Regions from separate parts of the Mus musculus genome. Here region 2 is linked to region 1. Evidence: chromatin loops called from intact Hi-C (ENCODE). Cell type or tissue: left cerebral cortex. All regions are shown on one strand. Region 1 overlaps Dock10 (dedicator of cytokinesis 10). Region 2 overlaps Dock10 (dedicator of cytokinesis 10).

The links. A loop is a pair of places that touch in the nucleus more often than their neighbours do. Peaks named below come from ENCODE experiments on the same cell type or tissue, not always from the same donor. Only the 100,000 strongest peaks of a DNase experiment are listed, where the experiment ranks them.
Region 2: a loop joins it to region 1, with 2.1 times the contacts of the local background. A loop is called at or near these places in 7 of 42 quality-filtered maps.

Annotation. Positions count from the first base shown.
Region 1 is chr1:80,583,604-80,586,103 of GRCm38, forward strand. It overlaps Dock10 (dedicator of cytokinesis 10), which reads right to left. Exons shown (of 56, transcript NM_175291.4): 14 at 1,393-1,475. Among named protein-coding and RNA genes, the nearest start is that of 1700016L21Rik, 140 kb to the left of the region's middle. In left cerebral cortex, no CTCF peak of the experiment used is centred here; no DNase peak of the experiment used is centred here.
Region 2 is chr1:80,721,373-80,723,872 of GRCm38, forward strand. All of the region lies in intron 1 of Dock10 (dedicator of cytokinesis 10), which reads right to left. Among named protein-coding and RNA genes, the nearest start is that of Dock10, 36 kb to the right of the region's middle. In left cerebral cortex, a CTCF peak has its summit at 1,486 (motif pointing left); a DNase peak (open chromatin) is centred at 1,478.

The DNA.
Region 1 (2,500 bases):
TGGGGAGCTACAGATCGTGAACATGAACTTGACAAGTGACCTCCAGCAATAATAGTAATAACGACAATGTCTGTAACATGTTTTTCATGTCTACCATTAGTTATCTCTGGAAGGAAAGATAGGGATGGAGAGATAAAATAATATCCATGACATATTTTATACCAAATCCTTGTACATCAGAAGTTAGTAGAAGATATTGCCCATGAAGCAAGTATTGGCTGCTCCATCCTATGGATGAGACTCAGGACCCAAAGAGGAGCCTTGTTCAATGACACAATAAACAGAGAGTTGACCTTGACAGGTAGGCTGGGTTACCAGGCTCTGCAGCCTGGCTCACCCACCCTTGCTGCAAGACTGTCTGAATGCAAGTTGGTACTTGCAGCCTTCAGTAATTTTCTTGCATTACTGGTGTTGGACTCCACACCACTGCTATATCTCAGTCCTTAATGTTAAATAATGACCACAACATTCTGACACACACTGGTGGGTTTTCTCTGAATGTGTTTCCCAGTGGAAGCCATGTGAATAGAAGAATACACAACAGGTCAGCTCTCCTTCTGCGCTTTGAATTTTTAACGAAGTGACTACCTTTGGGATAATGTTATTAACATTCACTAAGTGGGGCTAAGTTTTCTACTAGGCCTGTAATTAAGCCCTTTTAAATCAGCTTGTTCATTGCTGATCTTTGTTTTTGTCATGAGTCTATGCCAAGTTTTCCCTCCTTTGAGGAATTCTTATACTAGGTAAAGATGCAAAGAGGCTGCGAAGGACACTAGGAGTTGACGTGTCAGGAGATCTGAAAGCAAAGCCTATTTTCCACAGGGGTCCCACTTAGGGAAGGGTGGTCTTCTGTTTGAGCATACAGAACTCAGCATCTCCATCAGAGTCAGCTGGGGACATAACTGCCTGTACTAATCTACATCCAAAGCAAAGACAGCTTACATGATCAGCTTGATGGCTTCATTTGGACATCCATACAGAGCAGAGCTCTATGCATAAATGAAAGCATGCAGGTTCACAGGAAGGTATCCGATATCCCTCCTTATCTTATGTCCATTAGGCTCTCTGGACTGATAAAAGATTGTGTTCACTAAAGCAGTTACATATTATAAATCTATGATTTTGATTTTGTACTAGTAAGTTTCCCCAGTACATCTGGCCGTGTCTACATTGAATATGAAGTAGGGGCCTTTGTGTATGCTGTCTCCCTGAACTAATGAGTCAAGTGTGTCTCTGCAGAGTTGATGATGTCTATGAAGATGATACTGTGTTATTTCTCTAGGTGTGGCTTCATCAAAAAGCATCAGATGATCCACAGGCATTCAAAGCCATAGCTTCTAATGCAGATTGTAAGCACATTTCTATTCTGAGAGTCAAAAAGTAGGACCTTACCTCACTGCCCAAGCAAACGGCATCCGATATTTCCCCAATTTGCTGCAGAACTGCCTATTGGATTTTAGAATCTTTTGTGCAAACTGAAGGGAAAAAAGCAAATAAAATATTATTAGGGATAACCAATTACAAACCACACATATGAAATAATAGTGATTATTTTTTCCATTTTATTGTCTACTGGCTCACAGATTATACACAAGACCCTCTGTGTTCAAGTTATTGTAGAATTCTTGGCTGTCTTTTCTCATTTGAAAATTCTAAATGTAGAACATCCATCCCCTAGTTTTGAAATATCAACTATTACCCGCTCCTCTCTTCTTCCTGCGATTCTTCCTCCCTTCTGTTTAGCTAAGAGAAGTAAAAATCTTGAGTGGAAAGTTATCAAATTTATATTCACAATTGGTACTAGATCATATCTTTTCCCCATCAGAAGACTTTTTCTGTGAAGGGCTGTGTGGATCCTGCATTCTCTGCCACAATTTCTCAACTCTAGTGCTATAGCTAAGAGGTAGCCATTGATACAGGAAGGGCTTCCATTTCTAGTGCTAGAGCAAATCCAGGGTTTCACACATTCTACGCAATAAATGAGGTGTCATTGACTGTCAATAAGATCTTATTTACAAAAGCTGGCAAGAGGCTAGATGTGGTCTGAAGAGATAGTTTGCTGAATGTAACACACCATAGATATGTAATATATAATTATGCATTATGATATTAAATATGTAAAACTCCAGCCTAAGTTGTTGCACATGCTCAAATTCAATTGATTTCCTTGATATCTTTCCTTTGTATGGCAAATATATACTTTTATTTATTTTTTAATAAGCAGTGATTATCCATAATTTGCTTATTTGAAATAACAAGGTGATAGAATGAAGAAAACAGAAAGCCTTCATTCGTCTTACTACAGAGGCCATTCACACTATCTCCATATCTAGCTTCTGCACTTCACTATTATTACATTTAGTGTATAATCATTTGTCTTTGGTATCGAGCCCATTGTTAGCTTGCTGATATCTTAGCAAATTGCCTTCACTTGATCCTGACTCCTAACTTTGTTATTGTAAATACTTCAACCTTTGGGGTTAAAATGATATCCAAAGTT
Region 2 (2,500 bases), 140 kb after region 1:
CATTATTGTGTGCAGTATCACAGCATCCCTTGGATCATCCTTCAGACTGCATCCTGTCTGATGTCACATGGCACTAAAGCAATTAGTGTTAGACTCACAAGTGACCTTGAGATAGAAACAAAGAGGATTGTCAAGGCAAAAAGAATGTGACTTTCAATTTTATACACCTTTTGTTCAAAAACACAGTGTCTCTAAGGAAGACTTATGATGAGCCTTTTGAAGCCACAAGAGCTATGTCTTTTCAGCTGTAAAACAACATTGAAATCATCCATTTCTCTCTCTCTCTCTCTCTCTCTCTCTCTCTCTCTCTCCCCCTCACCCCCCCCCCACAAGTTTTGCACATCATAGAAAACTGACTTCAGTTTCATTGATGCATTTTCTAATCATCTCTTGCTGGCATTTAAAAACTCAAAGGAAGATTCATGAATGTTAAAGTTCTCTTAGCATCTAGAAATAAATGCTTTGTTCAGAACAATCCTTGGAGAATCATAATTATTATCAAAGTCCTTCATGAAAAACTTCAAGGAGAACACTTCAAAACTGGAAGAAGTGACGGTATCATCCTGAGCATTTCCTGTTCTTGATTCACGGACAGCTATCGTGCCACACTTGTCAGAAGGCCAAGAGAATTTTTAACATGTTCACAGTGTCTCAAGGATGTCCATGTCATTATCAGGGCTGGATAAAGGGGCTGAGATGTGCCAGCTAGTGCCTCTATGCCTTCCTCTCTGAGAAAGGCATAGATAATTCAAGCTATTACTAAGGAGAAAAGCCAACCACTAGCAGCTGTGTTCATTTGCTTCAAAATGTGCTAATTGGAGAGCTCGCCTACTGAAAATGGTTTAATGCTATCTCATGTAAACAACAGGCAGATGAGGACTTTTATGGGCACTGGAGTTATCTTCAGAGTTTTAATCACTGAACTGTGGAGAGATAATATTTCATTCTATTCCAATTGTCATAGCTACCACAAACAGGGTGTCATACTCAATATAAACTGATTGTTTATATTTTGAATGGATAGAGAAGTCCTGGACCAAGTCACTGGTAGATTTAGAGTCAGAAGAGGGATCTGCCTTCTAGGTTACACATGTTAACATCCAAGTTCTCATTTGCTGGAAACAGCTGCCTCAGGCTTGAGTCCATTGATAAGGACTATGCTGCCCTCTAACAACTGGACTCTCATTCCCTCGATCTTTCTGGTTTCACTGCTTTGGTGTTAAGATTGCAACATTTGAATTCTAAGAAGGATAGAGAACTTTTGGACCACCATGGCTATAGAGGGCCAGTCAGTTCAGTCAAGAGGTTTAGATGTGGTGTCTAAGAAGCTATCTGCTGTTGGCCATGTGTGTTGGATAACTGTTATGGGGTAGAAAAATGAAGATAATAAGTTCTTTAAAGACGAGAGGCTCAAGCTTCAGAAGCAAACAGCCTTAGAAGGTAACTCTGCTGGCATTTTCCACATAAGCATCGCCCCCTGGTGTCCACGCAGAGAGGACGCTTCAAGAGCTGTCTTGTAAGAAGGAAGTAATGCTATCCCTAACACCATTTACCCATGTTCTCATTTATCCAGGTCTTAGTCCCTAACTGCACTGCTGATAAAGGCAGCTACAGCATGCAGCATCAAGCATCATACTGAGTTTAAGACAAAAAGCTTCTCCTACTTCTGAGTGTCCATTATTGACAGACATATCATTAATATTTTCCTGGCAGGGATTTCATTAATTTTTCAGTTCTCCTGAACAAATGAGAATATTGAAACACATTGTTTCAGAGGCTACTGGTTACACTGAAAATGGCTACACGATATCTCAGGAGGATGTTCAGACACTCAGCCAGTCAGTCATTTATATCCACAGATGGAGAGGAGTGACAGACCCTGCTTCTCACAGCTTCCTGGACTGGAGGAGTTAAGATTGTCCTAGATTCTCAGTACTCACTGAAGAATTGGAATGACCAGATCCGTGTGGTCTGCACCAAGTGGACAGATAACAACTGACAACAACGACAATGGCAAAGACGATGACACAATGGTGAGGACCACATGACCATGATGATTACATCATAGCCAAAATCCCTGTCAAAGTCAGATCAAGGATTTATAAACTATGGGGGAAAGAGCATCATCTTTCTTTTGTTTCAAACATTCCAAACGGAGTCTCAGAGATGCTTCTCTGTGAGTCACAGTAGAGCTTCCTGTTGAATGCAGCCTGTTCTCTCAAAAGTACGTGTCATAATGGCAATATTAAGAGATACTTAATAATCATGAAATGATGACTAGCAGTTCTCAAGCTCCCAATATCCTCCCACTCCCTTATTTAATCTGCAACACAAATACATTGTTATTACTATAGTAGGCTGAATGGTACCCTATCCCTCAAGACATGCCACCTTCAAATCTCTAGAACACAGAATGGGTCCTGTTTTCAAAAACACAGGTATTTAGAGAGAAGCCATAGGTCTGAAAGTAAGGACATGCTGGATCACACAGAGCAAGAGA